3 separate regions of the Homo sapiens genome follow, and all the other regions are linked to region 3. Evidence: chromatin loops called from intact Hi-C (ENCODE). Cell type or tissue: Calu3. All regions are shown on one strand.

The links. Hi-C counts contacts between places; a loop is a spot of excess contacts. Peaks named below come from ENCODE experiments on the same cell type or tissue, not always from the same donor. Only the 100,000 strongest peaks of a DNase experiment are listed, where the experiment ranks them.
Region 1: a loop joins it to region 3, with 6 times the contacts of the local background. A loop is called at or near these places in 4 of 110 quality-filtered maps.
Region 2: a loop joins it to region 3, with 7 times the contacts of the local background. A loop is called at or near these places in 4 of 110 quality-filtered maps.

What each region holds. Positions count from the first base shown.
Region 1 is chr1:218,544,356-218,552,355 of GRCh38, forward strand. No RefSeq gene overlaps it. Among named protein-coding and RNA genes, the nearest start is that of LINC02869, 38 kb to the left of the region's middle. In Calu3, no CTCF peak of the experiment used is centred here; DNase peaks (open chromatin) are centred at 2,146, 3,676 and 4,236.
Region 2 is chr1:218,582,632-218,590,631 of GRCh38, forward strand. No RefSeq gene overlaps it. Among named protein-coding and RNA genes, the nearest start is that of LINC02869, 77 kb to the left of the region's middle. RefSeq lists enhancers at 2,867-3,367, 3,368-3,868. In Calu3, no CTCF peak of the experiment used is centred here; DNase peaks (open chromatin) are centred at 2,280, 3,070 and 3,390.
Region 3 is chr1:219,062,651-219,070,650 of GRCh38, forward strand. No RefSeq gene overlaps it. Among named protein-coding and RNA genes, the nearest start is that of LYPLAL1-DT, 110 kb to the right of the region's middle. RefSeq lists a silencer at 3,763-3,963. In Calu3, CTCF peaks have their summits at 4,604 and 4,816; a DNase peak (open chromatin) is centred at 4,591.

The DNA of each region.
Region 1 (8,000 bases), 520 kb before region 3:
TTCTAATGAGTGAGATCCAAGACAGAGCAGTCTTATAGTAAATGTCAGCCCACAGCAAATAAAGACTCCTAGAACACTAGAAATAGAAGTTCTCTTTGAGATTATGTAGTCCAGTATCCTCATTTTACGTAGAGAGAAATATGGCTCAGAGAGATTGGGTGACTTCCCCAGGGTCTCACAGCCAGTTTGAGTCTGAGGTGCAATGAGAATCTAGGTTCTTCCATATTTGGCAGCTTCAAATCTGTCCTTGGAAGCCAATGGTTTCCTTCAGTTCTCATAAATTAGAACAGTTCTGAATAGCAATCAAGTTGTTACTTTTTGTTCCTTATGTTGTTATACTGCAAATTTTAGTTTAAACCCTTACAAATTTTATAAAACTGGCTTAAAACTTCTAACTTTCTCAATGATAACTGTGAATGTCTGAATACACAATTTGGCTGAACTCAAAGACAGTTATTGATTGAAACTCTGTAACATATAGTGTCACAAGGCTCCATTAGCCGTGAGTTCCATGAGGGCCATTAATTATGGATATTTTGTTCCGGGCCTAGAACAGAACTTGTACATAGTAGATACTCAACAAATATTTTTGCAATAAATTTTCCCATTATCTATCTAACTTTTCCAATTTAGCAGTTCAAGTGATATTGTCCTCCTAGCAATAATTAATATTCAAAAAGTTTTTATGTTCAATTCATGAGTCTCATATCCACTTCAATTGAATGTTCTCAATTCTGTGTTATATGCCTTCATATTTATTCCATTGACTTGAACTAACAATCAGTTACTTGGTATCAGTTATATGTATTTGTCTTAGTCTGTTTTCTGTTACTACAATAGTATCCCATAGACTGGGTAATTTATAAGGAAAATAAGTTTATTTAGCTCATGGTTCTAGAGGATGGAAAATCCAAGAGCACTGTGCTGGCATCTGGTGAAGGCCTTTTACTGTGTCATAGTAAGGCAGAGGGCATATTGTGGTGAAGAAGGCAAAAGCAAGAGAGCCAAAGAGAGCTCACTTTTATAACGAAGCCACTTTTGTGATAATAAAACCTCTGGTGATAGTGATATTAGTTCATTCATGAAGGCAGAAATATTCTCTCCAACACATTAACTCTTGGGAGACACCATCACATGATAAGAGAACATTGTTCTATTTGTTAAATTGTTGATTTTTTTTTGAGACATCTTACTCTGTTGCCCAGGCTAGAGTGCAGTGGCATGATCTCAGCTCACTGCAGCCTCTGCCTCCTGGGTTCAAGCAATTCTCCTGCCTCAGCCTTCCAAGTATCTTGGACCACAGGCATGTGCCACGACACCCAGCTAATTCTTTTTCTATTTTTTTTAAATAGAGATAGGGTTTTGCTGTTTTGGCCAGGGTGGTCTCAAACTCCTGACCTCAAGTGATCCACCCGCCTCTGCCTCCCAAAGTGCTGGTATTAGAGGTGTGAGCCACCATGCCCGGCCTAAATTATTGAATTATATTATGCACACAGAAAGATGCTTTTAAATGTGCAGCTCACTGAATTTTCTCAATATCAACATTGTCTGGTTTTTAATAAAAAACATATAAATAATAGCAAATCATGCTTCTGTCATTGATCAGTTTGCAATTTCTTTAAAAGAAAATACATACATAAAAATTAATTCTGCAAAAGACATGTGAAATAAGTAGACTGTATGGCATTTGTTGGAAGAGTACAGCAGAGAGAGAACATTGAGCTGGAATAGTTTGGGAAGGTTTTATAGGAAGAGACAGGATTTAGACTAGGACTTAGAGGACAGATGTGAATTGGGAGAGAACAAAGAGAAGGAAAGAATATTTGGGTTAGAGGAACTGATTGATCAAATGTCATCATGTTCAACATGAGACCAGTAGGTGAACAGCAAGTGGAGCTATATGGAATAAGAGGACTGAAGTTTTATATTATGGAAATTCTGTTTGGAAAAGAAGGGCCTTATACTTTATACAAATACTGTATATACATTATGCTAGATAAGTAAATTTTGTTTAAACTACAATAGAAATGAAAGAAGAAAAGGCTGATTGAGAAGTATAGGTTGTTTTGTAGTCTATGGTAATGGTACTCCCTGGAGATGTTCAGTGTTCAACCTGCACAAATCTGCATGCTAGTCCTTGTGGAGCCTGACCTCACATGGCAGCAGCAGGAATGAAAAGAAAGTGAAGATGTGCAAGAGACTACAAATAATTGAAGTGTTGTTGAACATAGCTTATTGGGTAGTAAGAAATTAAAGGCAGACCATGGTTTAATATGTAGTTTCCCTAATAACATTTTAGGCTGCGCTCTTGATGTTTTAATTCCAAAAAATAACTTGTGAAATTTCACTATGAAGTTGGCCCAGAAGGTGATATATTTTTGGTCAAAGGCTTTTTTGATGAACCTTAAGAAATAACAACTCCATACTTCTTTCATTTGTAAGCCTGACCCCATGTGGAGGTATGGGCTAGGCAAATAAATAACAAGAATAAGAACACCTTTATTCCTCTCACATTCCCTTGACTTTGTCCTTTGTACCATGGCAAACTGGAAGGGGACATTGAAGAATTAATATGGAGTGTGAGGCTCTCACAGTGGCCCCTGAGGAACAATTTTCAATATGTTACACTGTTATGCTAAGAAAGTTTGCAAACCAGGTCATTTGATTCAACTCCCCTCTAATAAGCATCAGCAGTGTCAAGTTGCTCAAAGAATCTTCACTAAATCTAAATAAATATAAGAATTTTACAAACTTTCCACAAAGATTTATTGGGTACCTCTTGTGTGGCTACCACTCTGGAGTGTCTTCCTGGCATATAGGTTGGTGCTCAATAAACATTTATTAGATGAAGAATTAATGAATTAGTAAAAACTTGTGTTTTAGGAGGCTAATGTGCTGGATTTGAGAGGAAGAAGGCCAGAGGCAACAAGAACAGTTGAACTTTTGTTGTAATCCAGACCTTAGACTGTGAAAGTTTAAATGAGAATACAAGGAAAAGGCAGGGAAGTGGTGGCTTATGGGAAATGTCAGTGAGACATTGTAGCTCATTGGCTACAGGGAAACTATTAAGATGAATGAGAAGAAAAGAGTCAAAGACAGTTGGGTTTTGAGATCTGAGTAGAAAGAGTATTCAAGTAGTGGAAAGTGAGTAGGAATGGCATTATTTTTAGGCATGTTTGGTTGGGGTCATGGGAGAAGCCTTTGCATGGAGACATCCTGAAACCACAACTCTCCAACTGGTGTCTGGGTCAAAGCCAGAGCTAAAAGTGCCTCAATTCATCAATCGTTGGAAGTACACATGTCAGCCATTAAGATGGATTGACATGTCACAATGCAAAATCAATTACTTTAGGTTAAAAAAAAGCATTTTTGTCTGTTTTATCATATCTCAATCATCAAATTTCTTTTGCAAAACTAATGAGTTTTATTTAAACCCAACATGCTTGCAATATGACTGCTAAAACAACAATATGCAATTTTGAACTGCATTAATATGGTGTCCGAAGAAAGGAGCAATGTTGCATAGCATTGCTTCTCAAACCTTTTGTCACTATCACTCCCTAAGGAGCCTTTTTAGATTGCTTGAGACTGATGGTATTTGGAGTTAAGACAAAGGGATAACTTCACAGGGAGAAGAGTGCAAAGAGCAGAAGCCTAATGACCACGCCAGGAGGAGTGCAGGGAGGGCTGGAAACAGAGATGGTGCATTTAAAGGATGGAGAATGTAAGACTTGTGAGTCACTAAGTCAAGGGGAAAGAGAGTTTTCAATAGGTAGGTAATGAAAGAATTGTCAAGTACTAAAAAAGATAAAAAAGAAAACAAACAAGAAAAGTCCATTAGATTAATCATTTTCAAACTGGATTTATAAAATTTGTGTCTGCGGTCATGAATAGGTGACATATTAATAACTAGTCAGATCAGTTTTAGAAATTAAGTGGAAATAATTGCCTGCCCCCAGTTAGTTGGAGCTATGTATATATTTTAAAATAAAGTTGTTTGGTTTGTTGTTTTTAATATGCTGTATGGACGCTGGGTAGCTGTATCACAAGAAGGATTTCGATATAGTTTCTTTTCTAGTAGTGAAGGCTCTTCATTGTTAGCACCAAGGGAAACATAGTCCATCTAAGGTCGAGGCATATTTTCAGCAGGAACTGGCAGTTGTTCAGTCATTGGGTGGCTAACAAAGAATTTTCAGTGTAAGGACGAAGGGGCGTAGTCACTCAGCTCCACCGTTCAGGTAGCCAATGTGCTCAGCGATGTGGTTGAACAGGAATGGGGACACATCACTAACTGCATAGGGAAGATTTTCAGGCCACTGCCGTGTGGGATTTTGTTTATTGGTCAGGTTTGCAAACAACTTCCCTCAGACCAAATATTGAAGTAGTTTAAGCTTGGAGAAAATTAGGGAGGTGGTTCTGCATATGCCTTGAGTCCTAGACTCGATGGGTTCTGAGAGATCATGTATCCTGGCCCTCGGCCTATGATCTATTCTGTTTCACTCTATTATTGAAAAGATTGTCAACCAGTTTCTCCTTGACAGCTTCCAGCAAAGGGGCGTTCACTACATTGCAAGGAAGTTTATCCTGAAATTAGTAATCTGTATCTTACAGCTGTTGCAATTTCCTGGGATAGTGCATAATATCTACTAGCCAGTGTTCTTGGCACTTTAGAGATATTCACCCATTTAATCTTCACTTTAACTCCATGGATAAAATGTCCACCTAACAAAGTAAATTCTATTAATACCCACATTTTTTTAGATGAGGAAATTAAGGCATGAGTTGGTTATGTAACCTTCGTAAGGCCAAAGGATTCAAACCATGGTGGTCTTACTCCAGTGTCAGCTCATAACTAGTGTAGAGAAGGAACAACTGTTTTTCTTCTACCCATTTCAGGCTCATTGACTGTATCCTATAAGTTATACTACTAAAAGACAGATTAGGGCAGACATGGTGGCTCACGCCTGTAATCCCAGTTCTTTGGGAGGCCGAGGCGGGCGGATGACCTGAGGTCGGGAGTTTGAGACCAGCCTGACCAAAGTGGAGAAACTTCGTCTCTATTAAAAATACAAAATTAGCCGGGCATGGTGGCGCATGCCTGTAATACCAGCTACTCAGGAGGCTGAGGCAGGAGAATAGCTTGAACCTGGGAGGTGGAGGTTGTGGTGAGCCAAGATCGCACCATTGCACTCCAGCCTGGGCAACAGGAGCAAAACTCTGTCTCAACAACAACAACAACAACAACAACAAAATCCAAAAACAAAAAGACAGATTAACAAGAAAAAAATAAACAGAAGTTTATTAGCATGTGCATTGTGCATATATGTGGGAGCACCCAGTGATGAGCAACTCAAAGGGGTAGTTAGAACTTGGGTTTATATAGCATCTTAACAAAACACAATACAAGTTTTTTGAGGGAAGTGACAAGACAAAGGAAAAGGACTTTGAGTTTGTCGAGGTAACAAATTGTGAGAAGGCAAACATATGGGGGAAACTAATGGTAAGTAAGGGCTAATGTTAGCAAAGTTTTGTTATGTAAATTTTTCTGGTGCCCACCTTTGGACTGAGAAGGGTCTAGCACTGTCTCTGATGAGGGCAAGAGCTTTTCTTATATCTGCTTCTTAATAATCCTTATGCCAAAGTAGCAAGCATATTGCGCTATCTTTCACTTGTTCACTCTAATGTTTAATACCTCTTGCTAGTTATTCAAATATTTGAGGACAGTTATTAGGGCTTCCCTAAGCATTCTTTTCTCAGGCTAACTGTTCCCTAGTTAATACAATCTTTTTTTTTTTTCATGCTATGATTGTGATCTTCTAGGAAAGCATAATTTAGTTTGTGATTGTCTCTCTTAAAACCAGTGCTCAGAACTGAACCCAGGCTCCACTAAGTTCTGAAGAATGTATAGAATTGTGTGGAATCATGTAATTGTTAGGTTCTAAAATTAGGCTGGAAGGTGAGAATTGAGAATAACCAAAATTACCTCTGAAAAAGCCCTTAACTGACTCATAATAGAGATTACATAAGATATTGTATATAATTCTGTCCAGAAATTCTTCTGCTCATTAAAATTTGAGAACCACTATGTTGACTAAAGAATGCAAAACAAAGAAAGTTGATATACAGACACCTGCACATTTAAAACATTCTGTCTTTAAGGTAATAATCAAATCACCAGTGATGAATGAAGCATGGATAGAAAATACTCAATTGGTTCTATTTGCCTGAAATATTACTTCATTGTGATTAAATATTAAGCTCTATAATATATATTAATTATTTGTGTTGCATGAGAATTAAACAAGAAGGGGGATAAAGATAGGTTCTAAAATCAATGTGTAAGTTTAATATAATCGGAGGCCTTGCCATTCAGCATGTATTCTCAAGAGGGGAGCTATCATTCCCAAGGGGGTAAAAATTGGTTCTTGGTGGGCAAAAAAACATACTTTTAAAATATAAATCCCAGACATATACACAAAACATTTCATGGGGCAAGTGATAATTATAAAGACATGTATAAATAGGCCCCTTAGAGAGTGATAATGACAAAAGAATTGAGAAACACTGCTATATGACATTGCCCCTTGATCTGGACACCATATTAATGCAGTTCAAAATTGCATTTGTTATTTTGGCAGTCATACTGCTCACATTTTGGGTTTAAATAAAGTTCAAAGGTTTTATAAAAGAAATTTGATTATTGGGTTGTGATGAAACAGACAAAAATGTTTTCAAACTAAAGTAATTGATTCTGCATTGTGACATGTCGATAAATCTCAATGGCTGGCATTTGCTCTTCCATTGATTGATACATGGAGGACAGTTTCAGCTAGGCAAAGGGGGGAATTTTGTTCAGCAGATGTGGGGCTTTCAGCTTATAAACTGTGCTCTGTGTGAATGCCTGCAAAGGCAGATGAATAAATTCACTTGATTTTGGTTTTTGACTTATAAGCCCATGTATTTCATCCTTGATGCTGTACTGAGAAAAAATGTAAATCCCGTGGCCATGACTAGTTCCAGCAAAAGGTCTCCCAAATATTTCTCAACTCTATCATCACCATCACCAAAAATAAGCTCAAAATCTCACACCCTATTGAGACGGAAGAAGTGGTTTCAGTATGTTTGTTTGCAAAGGATGGAACATTTGGCTTTTACATATGTATTTGTGATTTTTTTGTGGTTATATAGTTATTACCTTCCCCCTCCCCTTACCACTTAACAAATGACATCAAATCCCTTTTCAGGAAGGAAACTGTCTAGGTAAGGCAAAACACCATTTACATACTAAAATACCATACAGTTGCAAAATAATATGTCCCAGGAAGAGTTTGGAAGGAGAGGGCAGAACACCTTAAAAACTAAATTGCTCTGCATAAGAAAATATGAAGCATTTACCCTGTTTAACACTTCTGAAGCAGGAGAGGAAGAGAGACAAATATGGTAGGATTGAGATGGGCTGTATGGCTATAACTTAAGGAAGCGGCAGCTGGATAAAATGGCCATGACATTATTTTGAAAGAACCTCAATGTCTATCTTCCAAGGCCCAGTGGTAAAATATAATCCCTCCTTCATTATCTATCATTTTAGTGTAATATTTTAAAATGAAAAACACTTCAAATAATTATAACAGACACTCATGTGTGCACTAAGAACAGATGTTAATATTTTATACTTTTGTTTCAGATCTGTTTTTTAAAATTTTATTTATTTATTTATTTATTTTGAGACGAAGTCTCGCTCTGTCACCCAGGCTGGAATCCTGTGGCCCGATCTTGGCTCACTGCAAGCTCCGCCTCCTGGGTTCACGCCATTCTCCTGACTCAGCCTCTGGAGTAGCTGGGACTACAGGCGCCCTCCACCACGCCCGGATAATATTTTTTTTGTATTTTTAGTAGAGACGGGGTTTCACCGTGTTATCCAGGATAGTCTCGATCTCCTGACCTCGTGATCCGCCCACCTCGGCCTCCCAAAGTGCTGGGATTAAAGGTGTGAGCCACCG
Region 2 (8,000 bases), 480 kb before region 3:
GGATTACTTTCTTCTACATTAAGATGTCCCTTTCATTTTTATTAGAGGATGGGTCTGCTGGTAACTAACTCCATTATTGTGTTTCTGAAAATGCATTTGTCCTACCTTTACTTTTGAAGAATAATTTCACAAGGTAAAGAATTTAATTCTATTGTCAACTGACTTCCATTATTTATGTATTTCTGTTGAGTAGTCATCTGTCAGTCTTTTTGTTCCTTTCTTGGTTTTACTCAACACACCCTGACCCCACTGCCTTTTAAAATAGGTTTTACTCTTTCTGATTCACTATAAGCAGCCTTATTATATTGTATGTAGATATGATTTTATTTGTGTTTATCTTGCATGGTTCTCATAGTACTTCCTGATTCTGTGGCTTGATATGTTTCCTTGGTTTAGGAAATTATATGGAGATTACCCCTTTAATGTGGTTTTTCTTAGGTGTTGTTTGTCCTCTCTATTTCTGGGATTCAAATTTTTAGATTTCTTTACTGTGCCTTATGTGTTTCTTATGCTCCTTTTTTCGTATTTTCTCTCTTTTTTGGTTTTCTGCTTCTACCTGGATATTTTCTTTTCTACTGATCTAACTTCTAGTTAGTTCTCCTCTCTGCCGCTAAGTCAAATCAGGTTTTAAAATCATATATTGAATTCTTAGTTTTAATTATTGCATTTTTTGATGCTAGAGTTTGCATTTGATTCATATGTATGTATATATGTATAATATACATGTAGATAGATAGATTTGAGTTCTAAGATGAAATTCACAGTCTTATCTATGTTTGATAACTCCAAAAATTGGGTCACATGGGTATATTTTTATTTTTTGTTTTTTTTTTTCTTTTTTCTTTATACTGTTTCCATATGCCTGTTAAGTATTGATCAAGTGCTGGGAAAATTAAATGTGGTAGATCACCTTATTCCAATCAGAGAGTAAGCTGACTTGCAGCTGACTCAGTTGTAACTTTTGTAAAGCTCTATTTATTTGTGATTTGTCCCTGCTCCTAGAGTATGGTTTTCTAGGAGTCACAACTGCTCTTTCTCGGTAAACCCAAAAGTATAATTTTTGCCTCATTTTCATTATATGATTCTAGAAAACACTGTTTTTTATCATCTTTTTCAGTTTAGCTACTTAGCTTCTAGCCCAGAGTAGCATAAGGATTCAGCAAATGTCTTGAGGGGAAAAAAAAAAAAAAAAAAAACAGAGTGTCATTCCCCGTGTCTCCCTTCTCATTAGGTTTTGGCCTCTCAATGCCTGGTTTCCTTGGTAGGCTCAAACTGTAGTATTTGTCTCCCTGGTCCTGTAATATTGCTCAAGACTGCTGTCTTCTCTGTGTCTTAGCAGCACCCCTTTGCTTGAATTCTTAGGCTTTTGTTCTATACTGAGAATCAGCCAGTGCTCCTTAGGGGATATACCTTGAAGAATATCAACTCATCTGTCTGAGATTCCTTTGACTTCAGGATCTTAACTCCCCAAATTTTTATTGCCTTTGCAGATCACCAATGACTTTAAGTTAAACAAAACTGTTTTCTATTTTATCTGGCCTTGCTAGTTCTTCTGAGCTGAAATGTCCAGAAGAACTAGCTGGGCTGCAACTATTTTACCATAACTGAAGGCCAAAATCATGCTTGAGACTCCTTGAAAATGTGTTTGAGTGTGTGTGTTTTTAAAAATTTGAAATATAGTATTTTTTCTTTCCTCTTCCTCCTCAAAACAAGTTTCTCTCATACATTAATTTGCACAACATGCAAACAGTAAGTTCAAAAGCTAGCAATTGTGTTCAAGTGGATGAAGGTCCAGCAAATATTTTATCTTTTCAGGGGGACCCCACATCCACACACCATGCTTCTGACAGTTAGTGAGTGCAGGCTATGGACATTGCACATTTATTTCTAACAATAACTTCTTACCTTCCCTGCTCTGTTCTCAGTCTTAAGCCTACTTCTCCTTTATTCCTTATCTCTATCCCATTGTCAGCCAAATTCTTGCTCTTTGGACTCTAGTTTACTTAATGCAGTTTAGTCCAAGGTTTTTGCAAATGGTATTGGATTAGAGTCCCCTTATGAAGTAGGCTTTTAAAATGTTAGTAAGCTTGTTACGAATGCAGGTTTCTAGGCTTTGGCCACAGATCCTGAGTCATAGTTGGTCTGAGATGAACCCTAACAATTTGTATTTTTAGTAAGCACCCTAGCACCCTTGAAACACTGAGGAGTATTCAGGATATCCTACGTTGGCTCCCACCCCAGGGCCTCACACTCTGGTACTGGCTGACTTCACCAGTTCTCAGGTCTGGTCTGCCCAGGGCCCCGAGAAGGGACATTACTCACTGTGAGTTTTACTAATGTGGTTTTGTGCTATTTGAAGTGATCCCTGCCCTCTGGGGAAAAATAATCAGAGGATTATATAGAATTATCTCCCCCAAAGGCTATGAGGACATAGTCCATTATCCACCTTAGGTGGCAATATGGTGGATTATGTGGCATTTCATCTTTGCTACTCTCTGACTCAGAATATTTAGAATGTAAAGTTAAACCCAGAAACACCTGCCATTGATTGTCTGAACTATTCTTGGGCAATCTGGAAAACCCTTTCTCATCTGATACACATAGTCTCCCCAACATTTTAAGCTATTATTTGGAACATTTCTATTCTTTGTTTTATACTTAAGACTGTGAGCCAAGCCAAGAAGACATTTTTGTATTCCCCTGTCTCCTCCCTACCAGTGTTGGAGGAACGTCAACATGAAAGAAGAAGGGATATTATTTAGGGTGGCCTAAGGGGTAATAAGTAGGATTAATGGGATGAAATTGAGCAAAGGAAAATTTAAAGTGAACATCAGGAACATTTTCCGAAGATTGAAATCAATGATCCTGTGGAATTAAGATCCCAGGGGAGGTTGTGGGAGCCCTATTACTTGAATCAGTTCGAACTAGACTGGGCTAAATATTTGAATATAATCCTACCTTGGCAGAGAGTAAACCTGCAATAGCTGGAAGATGGAAAAAATGACCTAATAGGTCTTTTCCATCCCTGACTTCTATGAGTCATCCAATGTATGCTGTTATGCGTCACACAGCCGGCCAGACCCAGGTCATTCACTATACATTTCAGCCACAAAATCCTCAGATTCTGACTGAGCCCCAACTAAACGGCTACCTCGGCAGAGACTGAGGGTCCCTTTGGGATTTCTGGTTAGTTTATAATCAATTAAATATCAGAAATGAATGCAGAAATAAGTCATAGAAGCAGAGGGTGGTGAATAATTGAGTTCTTGTCCCTACCCTCTGGGAGGGTCACCCTCAAGGCTTTGCAGACAGTCAGAAATCTTTCCACTGCAGTTGTTGTCTGTAACTCCGCCTCTCAGGCTTGGCTGGCCTCTGGATTGTGCTGGGGCAGCCACTGCCCTCTTAACTGCTGATGGCAGGCAGACCCACCTCCTGCTGTGGCTCGGGGCCTGCTGTGGCCTTTTCTGCAGACATCACTGCCCTGCAGCGGCAGCATTAGCGTAAGGTCATTTCCTCTCGTGCCCCTGCCAGAGGAATCAGCCCTCAGGAGCATTGCTTCAGGTCTGTCAGCCCACATGAGTCCCAGAGCATTTTCTTCAAACATTATTATTATTATTAGCTGCATCCTTTCTTCAAATACAACTTTAGGAGAATATCTAAAGCTGACAAAAGCAACATTCCTTTGGTTTAAACAGGGAAGGGGACGGAGGACTCCCAGGAACTTCCTTCCTGGCCACCGCCCTGCTTCATGCCTCTTCCCCTTCATTGAGGAACAGATAGAAGCCACCATGAGGCACAGATTGAAAACACTCCTCTAGGCCCTTGCATGTATTTTCTTGCCATTTTATGCTCAATAAAACCCACAAAGCCTGAATGAAACGATTGCTGCAGCTCTAGGCTTTACAGAGCCTCCTGACAAGGCATCTGTTGTAGACATTGGTTATATATTCTCTCTTTTCCCTCCTCTGTTTGCTTAAACGCCCATGTAGCTGGTGGCTGGGAAGTGATTAGAGAAGATTGTAGAAAAGGAGGATTGGCTACTGGTGCTAACAACTTGTGTTTCACGTTAATTACATTAGACCTTAACCATTGCTTTTCCTTCTTTTGCATTTTCTCCTCTCTCTGGTGTTGTTTTGTGTAACTTCAAGTTGGCCCTAAATATGCATTACCACCTGATATTCCTAGACAGGCATGGAAATATGGAGGCATGCATACTGAGCTTTAGCACTGTAGCTTTAGGAAGTGCAGGCAGCATCTATTGCTCCCCCTATGGCAGTGGTCCCCAGCGTTTTTGGCACCAGGGACCGGTTTCATGGAAGACAATTTTTTCATGGATGGGGTTGCTGGGTTGGAATGGTTTCAGATGAAATCGTTCCACCTCAGATCAATGGCATCAGTTAGATTCTCAAAACAATTGCTCAATCTAGATCCCTTACATGTGCTGCTCACAATAGGGTTTGCACTCCTATGAGAATTGAATGCCACTGCTGATATGACAGGAGGTAGAGCTCAGGCAATAATGCTCGCTTGTCTGCCACTCACCTTCTGCTGTGTGGCCCATTTCCTAACATAACACGGACTGGTACCAGTACGTGGCCAGGGTGTTGGGACCCCTGCCTTAGGGGATGTATTAGACTCATCTCCTACACCGAAAGTGGCCTCCATGTTTTAGTTTTCTAACTCATGATTTTCAAAGCATCCTTAGCTAAAATATGGAATTCTTCCAACTAATTGGGAGATAAATAAATGGATTTGAATTCAAGTCTACTTGATGTGAAACCTATTTGATATCAGACTCTTAACCCCTGCATTGTTCTTGCTCTCGCTTAACTACAAGACCTGCAAAACAGAGGGAATTTGAATTCTGTATTTCTGGCGTACACCTACTCTGTGTGGGGCTTCCTTGGTGCAGCCAGGTAAAGAACGTCACCGGATTCGTGTTTATGTCTTTCTTCCTCTGACACTCCTTCTTTGGTGCTTTAAATTTCAAACAATTCGAGATTCAGAGAGAGGACTTAGAGGGTCAAGTCATGTGTCCTTTCTGGATCCCTGGGTAACTCTTTTTCCTATTGTTTCTCTCAGTAACCAGACATAATCTCCCCCATTATCCGGAGATAAGTACTGCCCTTAACTAAAACCTAAGGCTGTTTACTTATTTTGTTCCTTTCATAATTTCCCACCTTCATGAAAAGGAAGCTTTGAGTTAGGAGCAAGTGATGGGGCACAGGCATCCTAGACCTAGAGCGAGAAGGGCCACCAATGAGCCTTTAGTTCCTTACTGCCTTTACTGAATGAGAAAAAAGAAACCTAAAGAGAGGTTATGTGGCTCACATCCTTAAATTAGAGAATTAGGAGTGAATTAAGGTTTGACGTCAAAGTCCACAATTTTTTTCTCCTTGTTACTCAGAGAAAGAGAGACATAGGGTTAGGGCCTGAGCTTGAGGAAAATGTGGCAACTTTTAGAGAAAAGGTTTGTGTAGAAACGTTCTCAGAGGGCAATCTTTTATGAGTCAGTCCTCAGAGGGCTTTCTGTGAACACATCAGAGACATATGGATTACAAACATTTAAGATCCATATGGGTTAGAGAACAGAGACAGGGGAAAAATTTTGGCAAACACATTTGCTTTTTTAATATATGTGTGTGCCTGTGCCTATATATGTATACATATATTATCAAATTTAAAACACTTGAAAAGCAATCCCAGGCGTTTCAGCCTAAACCACAGAGTGGCTCATCCATCCCCACTAATAAGTTCCAATCCTTCTGTTGTGTGGTCTTTCCATTCCATGGGTTAGGACCCTGTAAGTCTGTTATACTTCAACCTGAATCCTGCCTGTTTTATACATTTTTAAAGATAGGTATAAAGAGACCAAATCTCACACTCCCATACAGGAACCCAACTCCCAGGAGTCAGCATTTAGCAGAATAGCTTCTTTGTGTTTTAAAATGTTTTAAGTCCACTTATAAATAAATTGGGCTATACCAGTGCTTTTGTAACGCACATTGTGAAAAATGAACGGTCAGCTTAAAATAGATTTTATTTTACTGCCAAGTGCATTATGTAAAAAATGTACTCCATCTGGCAGGACAGACCGTGTGGTCGTGTGGATGGAGCTCAGATAAGGGAGCAGTCCTTTGTGTTAAGAGAATGCCGCTCGAGACCCTGATGTCTATCAGGACACAAGCCACGATCGATGGAGCAGTTCATGAACAAACAAGCCATCTCCTCTTCCTGAGGTACACAGGCAAACTTCCCTTCCTGTGAACAAAAGCAGCCAATGCTCACCAGCCTGGAATTAGCTACTCTTCCGCCTCACTTTCTCTATCACTTGTCAATGCACCAGCTCCCAGAACGGGAACCTAGTGTGGGTCAACGTAAACCTGCAGACCCGCCTTCATCATTTCACAATAGTGACATGACCTGGAGCTTTTGACTGATACTTCTTCATTTTGGCAAAGCTGAACTTACAACAAGCTCCTTGCAATTTTTAATTTTTGCTCTTGTAACTTTACTCATATGCTCTTCAACCTGACGTATCCTCCCACTCTTTTTCCACAAATTCATATCCATCACTTTCTTCAAGGTTCAAAACAATGTTCAGGTTCTTAAGGATTGCATCCTTAACCCGATTCAAATATAATAATCCTCTTCTTTGAATATAAGTACTCTCATTTTCTCAAGCTTTTCTCTCCTCTGGGGTTCCTCTTCCTTTTCTTCATGTTTAACAAGTATCTAATTAGGCCCGTAGGAGAAGCTGGCAAATTATACCAAATATAACATGGCTGCCAATCTGAGTTTTTCAGCCTAGCAACTGGACACTCCATGAAATATCCTAGTTTCTTTAATAGGAACACTTTCTAAGAATAGATAGGCATATATCTTGATTACTAATCTCACCAGAACTCTACTAATTAGCTGTCTCCTTCTTGCTAAACTGTTAACTGATAATTGATAATCCTCGGGGTATTTGTATGTTAGTAGAGAATTGTCAAGTAAGCCAGCATTACCTTAAGCCTTTAAATCGAAACTTGGCTTTTGACTTTTGACTTGAATCGAACTTTGACCTTTGACTCTAGGCTCTTATCTCTTTAAATTGAACCACCAGCACCCAGTTAGTCCCTATTTATGGTTGAAATTCCTGGAATGGGTTCTCCCATTCCTGCTCGATGCTGCCCACCCTGTTTTGTGCTTGTGCCCTCCCAGGAGGATGATATGGAGGTTACGAGCTCAGATGCAGGAGGCCGACAGAACTGACTTTGGCACCTACTAGCTCTGTGACTTAAATCTATCTAAGCTTCAGTTTTCTTACCTATAAAACAGGGATAATATTATCCCTCTGTATTATGTTCTTAAGGAAATTACTTGAAATAATGCATGTAAGATATTTAGCTGAGTACCTGATAAAGAAACCTTGAATTTTAGTTGTTATTATTGTTGTTGATCTGAATCCTATTTTCAGTCTTGATTTACCCACAAAATGTGAGAAATTGATAGATTTTCCTTTTGAACTTTGACTCTAGGCTCTTTTCCCTAGATTTTGACACTTTTTATATGTGATTTTACATCTTCCTCTGTCCTACTCTAGGTGACTTTCGTGTCTAGTTTGTCCTCAGCTTCTGGGCTCCCTCCTGTAATATTATTCTATGTCTACTCAGGAGAGGAACATTCCAGGAGTCAAGGAAGAATTTCTACAGTTGCATAGCAAGAATCCTCATATGTAATACCTATACTACCTAAAGAATCATCACTTGCACCACTCTACCACTTCTATACCTTCCATGGCAGGTGTGTTTGGAACAGTGCTACACATACAATAGTCAACAATAAAGGTTCATGGAGTGAGGGGAAGGTGTGCTAAACAAAAGCTAACAGGGATAAAAGCATTCCCATGGACTTTTTGGTCAAAATGATTACTTGGAGTTTGTCCTGTATCTGAAATTTTCTTGAACTGGCTACTGTCATAGCAGAGTGGAATTCAGTTTTCAACTAAAAGTCAC
Region 3 (8,000 bases):
TTCCCCTCAAAAATCAACACCTATTCATAATATAAAAATTCTCAGCAAACCAAAAATTGAAGGCAACTTAGATATTCTGAAAAAAAAAATCTAGAAAAAAACAACGACTAACATCATATTTGGGGGTGGAACACTGAGTGATCATGAGCAAGGCAAGAATAACTGTTCTCACCAGCTCTTTTTGACATTATCCTGATAGTTGCAGCCAGAGCAAAAGGCAAGGAAAAGAAAGGAAAGACATACAAATTGGAAAGGGAAAAATAAATCTCTTTATGAATAGATGCCATGGCTGTTTATGGTGAAAATTTTAAGTCTAACAAAAACCTACTAGAACTAATAAGTGAGCTAACACTTGTATCTTAAAAATTAAATTGGGGTATTAACAATAGCATAAAGTATGAATTATGGATAAACTTGACCAAATACATGCAATTCTTCTACACTTAAAACTATAAATAAATACTAAGGCAATTTAAAGAAGACTTAATAAAGCGTGGTATATGCCATATTTGTTGATTGGAAAACATGATATTGTTGAGATGTCTCTCCAAATTCTCTCCTCAAATTCATCTCCTCAAATTGGTCAATGAACTTATTCATTAAAATTGGCAATCACAAAATTCTAACAAGCTTATTTGTTGAAAGTGACAAGCTGATGTTAATTTTATGTGGAAATGCAAAAGACTTAGAATAATTGAAACAATTTTGAAAAAGGAGAACAAATCTGGAGGAGTTACGCTATCTTATTTCAGACTTTAAAGCTATAGCTATCAAGATACTGGTTATCGGTATGAACAAAGATATACAGATCAATGGGCCAGAATACAGAAAAGAGATATAGACACATACAAATATGGCAATTAATTTCAACTAAGGTGTCAAGGCAATTCAAAAGGGAAAAGATAGTCTTTTCAATGAATGTTTCAGGACAATTGAGGATATTCGTATGCAAGAAAATAAATAAACCTCCCTTACCTAATACTATATATAAAATTAATTTCAAATGCATGCTAGATCTAAATAGAACAGCTAAAATTTTTAAACTTTCAGAATAAAACAGAAAATTCCTCTGAGCTGGGAGTAGAAAAGATTTCTCAGATAGGAATGAAAAGCACAAATCGTACAATGATAAATTGAACTTCATCAAAATGTTTATAAATTGTTGTTTAGGGAATACTGTTTTAAAAATGAAAGTGTAAGTTACATACTAAGAGGTAGTATGTTCATGACATAATATGATAAAGGAGGTATATATTAAATATATAAAGAACTCTCACAACTCTGCAATAAAAAATTTGCAATTTAAAAAGGGAGAAATATATGGACATATTACCAAAGAAGACAAACAAATAGCAAATAAGCACACAAAAAAATACTTAATATCAGTAATGTTTAGAAAAATTAAAGTTAAAAGAACAATGACATATCTCTACATGACCACTAAAATGGCTACAGTTTTAAAAGCTGATAATCCCCAGGGCTGAAAAGGATACGAAGTGACTGGAGATTGCATATATTGCATATATTGCTAGTATATTGCAGAATATTGCATCCACTTTAGAAAGCAATATGGCAGTTTTTTAGAAAGGTGTTATATGTTCTAGCAATCCTACTTCTAGGTATTACTTTTTTTTAAAGGAAAACATATAGCCACGAAAAATGTGTGCTTGGAATTTTCATAGAGCTTTATTCTTAATATAGGTCCAACTAGAAACAAACAAAATGTCCATCATATGGTGAATGGATAAACTCATTTTTTTATAATCATATAATAGGCTCAAGAATTTAAAAAAAGAAGTTTAAAAGAAGATAAACTTTCGATACATGAATCTCAAAAGCATTATGATAAATGAAAGGAACCCAGTACCAAGACTGCCTAGTGAAATATTACATGACCTATACACCTCCATTTATATGAAATTCTGACAGAACTAGAGTCAAAGGAGGAGATCAGTGTTTGCTGAAAAAGGATTGAGGGTGTAAAGATTGACTGCAAGGGTCATGAAGGAAAATTTGGATTGATGGAAACGTTTTATGTCATGATTGTGGTGGTGGTTACACAACTTAATTTGTCAAAATTAACCAAATGTTACTCCTTTAAGGTTGGTACATTCTTTGTATACATATTATACTTCAATAAAAGCTAGTTACATGAACAAATTAGAGTAGGATCACTACTCTGTCATGTACTATTTACTTTAAAATCCCCCAAAATAACCAAGTAAGTGCAGTACTTTTAATACTCTTCTTGTAAAGGAAGTCTTATGTGTGTTCTGGAGTTGAGTTAAAATCTTGAGGTGTTTCTGATAACTTTTGACTGCACAATCTCCCTTCAACCCTCAGAATGTAGCCTTCAAAAAACAAGAGGGGCTGCTAGGGTACAAATAGATTCCTAATATGGTTATGTATAGGGTAATTTCACAAAATGATTCCCAATATTACAATTTTGTGGACAGAAAATGTACCATCACACATAATGTTTAAAAATATAATATCAATTGTTTTTGTTGATATATTTAACTCTTGGTCTCCGGTTTCCCTGAAAAAGCGTTTGGTTTTCCAGTTTTTTTCAATATTTTTCACTGGAAATACTTGAAAATTATTCAGTTGGTTAACACTAAGAAGTCTAATCTCCGTATCTATCTACTATAGCTTAGAATTTTTCATATTATAAAATTTTACATATCATAGATATTTTGCCTGCCATGTTTATTAAGCATTATATTTTAATCTGTTTTGTGGTTAGTATGAAATTTCAAATCATATACCACACTGGTTTTAGATTTTGTGACTTAAAGATCTGTAATTAAATTACATTTTTTGAGTTTTTAAAAATAATCTGCAAGACACTTAAGCTGTATAGGTTTTAGTTTCTAAATTTGTGTTAAAATTTAAACAGAATTCATCAAAAAACATTTAGTGTAATTCTGATGTAATTTAAATTAAATTACATCAGAGTTTCTGTTTCTTTAATTTCATTTTTCTAACACAAGAGGGAAGTGTTCTAAGGCTCTAGATGAAAACACATACTGAATGAAAACCCCTATGAAATTAGGCAGGTATACTTAATTAAAGTTGCCACTTGGCTAATATGTTTTCCATACTCCCACACACTGTAATATCATAAATATTCTTTATGTCCAAAGTGTGCATCTTTGTGAAGAAAATTAATGGGTTCTGAGGAGAAATAAAACAGATGTTATTATTCTTTGGTGTTTTAACCATCTACCCATATCTTCCTCTTAAATGTCTGACAGCACTTTAGTACAGGAAGTCTGATATAAAGGGAATATCTGTGGCTAAAGCTATATACAGATGCTCAAATTATGAAATTAAAACATAAGGACAGTTTTGTTCCCATAATTAAGGTCTGTCCCTCACTTTCCTGCTTAGAAACTGAATTGCTCAAGTTCTGTCTTTTAGGCAGAGTTGTCTACATTCATCACATTTACAGATCCCTGACTGAGAAAAGTTTTAGCGTTACATTCAGCTTTGTTGCAAAAATGTCAGCATTGTCTTGTACTTGGGATGGCTGGTTGTGTGTGATGGCCAAGGTCTGCTCAGGGAAGGGTACTCTTTGTTTGACTGAATCACTTGAGACCATAGAGAAAAGGTGCCCTGGGAATAATCAGAACTGGCTGATCAGAGGAGGAACAGAAATGTGGAGCTGTCCAAAAGAGAGAGGTGGAGAACTAGTTTGAAGTCAAAACCAAGCCAAAAGAACTGATGAGGTTAAGAAACCAGCAGGAAGGTATACTTGAAGTGTAAGCAAGTGATGCTTAAGACTGAAGGTGTGGAATTGGGCTAAAGCTGCCCAAAACAACAGTGATATTTTCTTTGCTTCTCTTGGTGAAAGAGCAGTGTCAAGACTTAAACATTGTATAAGAACCATTTTGCCATTTTAAACAAATCAACACTTGCAAACCATGTCCCTCCCTGCCCTATGATTGCCCCGTGTAAGCTTTTGGTTACAAAAAGCCCTCAGAACAAAAAATGCAGGCCAGTTGTAAAGCCTTCATTCACGAAGGCCCAGCCTCAGGGCTAAATGGGAGAGTTCTGCCAGCCATCAAACTTAACAGCCTTTAAACATGTGCAACATTTCTCTAAGCAAATTGGTTCCTTAATATGGTAAAATGTGCAGCACCCAAGGGGAAATACTGGTGATCTCATTGCCCAAAACTGATGGAGTCACAGCACTGTATTCCTGAAAAGTACTCATATTTTCCACTTTGATAAAATCAGAAGCAAATATGAGAGTCAGTAGGTTTTGACATCCATTGTTCATTCTCACTTAACTTTTCTTCCTATATAGCAGAGCACAGTGGTTTAATTCATAGCTTATGGGATTTTTTTAATATAAACCATTCAAATTTTTTCTATATTAATCAGTGGTTTCTAAAGATCCACAGGGATAAATAAACTCTGCAAGCTGGCAGAGGTTTCTTGTGGCACAACCACTGGTAGTTATAAACAGTAAACAAAACATAGTAACCATTTTAAGCACAAGAGATTGCTGTATCACACAGGGCATAAATCATTAGCTTAATAATTTCAGCAGCAGTGTCTCCAAAGCAAAATTAAGCCAACAGTTCCCCCTGTGGCAATAATGAAGTACTGTAATTGTAAAAGAAAAAAAACAAAACAAGAGAAGGCATGATTATACCTCAGCAATGATTGAAAATCCAAGTTCAATAAATAACTATAGGAATCTCATCTCTGCTGCTCTTTGGAGAGGTGGGAAAGGGCTTGCCTCCAACCCCCATGTCCATTCTTGTAGGCAATTTGACATGCACAAGCGCACTTTCCCTTAAGCCCCCACAATTCACATGTGCTGTAGGTAGGGCATGAAAGTGATGACTTATAACAACTGAGAAGATGACAAATTTCTCTCAGCTGTATAGGCGGACATTATTCAGAGAATTAAAGAGCCGAAAGAGTGCTAGGCCCAAGACAGTCCAATGTTGAGCTGGGCCATAAAACCTGGATACATGTCTTCCTCATGAATTTGCCAAGTGTCAAAGTTCGTTTTTTAAAAACTGGCTAAAAATTTGGTGATTTGGGGTAAGTGCTATGGAACATTATCAGATAAAAGGAGTTCAGGGAGACCATCTTGATTCCTCTGCTGTGTCGAGTCAATACTATAGAATCTTCATTTTTACTCTTTAGTCATCCATTTTATAAAATCAATATAGTCTTATTATTATCTCTCTTTTTAAAAAAAGCTTTGAGTGGACACAGTATCTCTTTGAATTTTCTCAATAATCCTATGTATTTAAAGTAGCATTTTACCTTTTAAAACATACCCTATTTTTGACTACCTATTATGAACACATCTATCTCCTCAGAATGTATTTCATCTAAAAACTCTATGATTTAGTAAAGCAGAAGGTATATTATTTGCACAAAGCTAACTACCAGCTTGATTATCTTATTAGTGGATTGAGGAATGATTTGATTTGATAATACAGGGATACAGATTAAACTAGATTGTGTAGCGTCAGTGCCACTTTTACAGGATGGGCAGACCCCAGGCACCTAAGAAATAATCAACAAATGTCAATTTCCCCATTTCCTTTCTCTCTCTCTTTCTCTCTTTCTCTCTTTCTTTCTTTCTTTCTCTCTTTTTTGACACAGAATTTCACTCTGTTACCCAGGCCAGAGTACAGTGGCGTGATTTCGGCTCACTACAACTTCTGCTGCCTGGGTTTAAGCGATTCTTTTGCCTCAGCCTCCCGAGTAGCTGGGATTATAGATGCCTGCCACCACGCCTGGCTAATTTTTGTAGTTTTAGTAGAGACGGGGTTTTACCCTCTTGGCTAGGCTGGTCTTGAACTCTTGACCTCGTGATCCACCCGCCTTGGCCTCCCAAAGTGCTGGGATTACAAGTGTGAGCCACCTCACCTGGCCAATTTCCCCATTTTCATTGTGCTTTGTTTTTAAGTATGACACTCAGGCAAAATCATCTTAAAGACTCCAATGTCTATGCTTATTAGGTTAAATTGTAGATATATATTTGGATATAAATACTCTCCTTTATTAATCTGAAATAAGAAAATTAGATGGGAAATGGCCTTCTCTGCACCTATAAGAAAAGACTTTTCTCCATGAACAAAATAAATTATTACATCTTTCAGCTCTCTGTAAAAAAAGACACATCTAGCATTATATATAATCACAATGCTATGCATCGTAAGTGTGGCATGGAAGTAATTTTGCAAACAAAGTCATGAATAGTGGATCTAATTTATGGTCAAAGAAAGGTTAAAGCTGCATCCTAAGTAAACATATAAGGGAAATGTGGTTTGTCTTTATTGCTGCTCTTTCCTCCCTTCTCCTTGCCATTTTCTTTCCTTAACTCCTTTTTGCTCCACCTTACCTGTCCAAAATGGTATTTATTAATGTCATCATTCACATTTAAATTTGGTGTCCTCCAAAGTTTCCTCATACTTGTGATCAGGACAAAGCCAACGATAATAGGATATAAGCAGTCATGTGTTGTTTAATGATGGAGAAAATTCTGTGAAACGCATTGTTAGGCGATTTCGTCCTCCTGCAAACATCATAAAGTGTACTTACAGAAACCTAGATTGTATAGCCTGCAACATACTTAGGCTATATGGTATAGCCTATTGCTCTGAGTCTACAAACCTGTATAGCATGTTATTACACTGAATACTTTAGGCAATTGTGACACGATGGTATTTGTGTATCTAAACATAGAAAGGGTACAGTAAAAATACAGTATTATGATCTTATGGGACCATTGTCTTATATGTGGTTAGTCAATGACTGAAATGTCCTTATTTGGTGCAGGACAGTATTTGGATGTTAGGCTTATCAGACATATGATTTGAAATATGTTCTGGCATTCTATGGGTGCAACTAGTAAATTTTGACAAGGATTCAGCTTGGGAGATCCTTTTGACCTGTTAGAGTACAGCATTGGCAATCTATCTTGACTAATTGACTTTAGGTAGATTCATTCTTAGCCTATTCTTCCACTTGGTGCCAATTATATCTTGTATATATTTGTACCTCTGGGTACCTGGAGTGGGGATTTTTATAATCACGATTTTTAAAAATATATATGATATATATATACACACATATAAAATATACATGTATACATATAGCTTATATATACTTTATATGTATAGTATATATATAAAGAAATCTTACAATGCATTAATAAAAAGACAAATAGCCAATTCAAAAATGGACAAGGAATTTGAATAGACATTTTTACAAAGATATACAAATAGCCAACATGTACATGAAAATATGTTCCACATCATTAGTCATTAAGCAAATTAAAAACCACAATCAGATGCCATTTCACACCCACTAGGAAGGCCATAATCAAGGGACAAACAATACCAAGGGTTGAGGAGGATGTGGAGAAATTTCAACTTCAATACATTGCAACCAGGATTGTAAATGTTGCACCTGCTTTTGGAAAAGTTTGGCAAATCTTCAAAAAGTTAAACACAGAGTTACCATATGACCCAACAGTTCCATTCCTAGCAATATACCTAAGATAATTGAAAACATATATACAACAAAAACTTGTACATGGATTTTCATTCCAGCATTCTTCATAATAACCAAAAAGTAGAAACAAACTTCCATCAACTGCTGAATGGATAAATAAAATATGATACATCCATATAATGGAATAAAATTCATAAAAAGAAATTTAGCACTAATACATGCTGTAATATGAATGGACTTTGAAAACATTATTAATATGGTTTGGCTGTGTCCCCACCCAAATCTCATCCTGAATTCCCACATGTTGTGGGAGGAACCCTTTGGGAGATAACTGAATCATGGGAGCAGGTCTTCCCATGCTGTTCTCATGATAGCAGATAAATCTCACAAGATCTGACGGTATTATAAGGTGGAGTTTCCCTGAACAAGCTCTCTCTTTTGCCTATTGCCATCCATGTAAGACGTGACTGCTCCTCCTTGCCTTCTGCCATGATTGTGAGGCCTCCCCA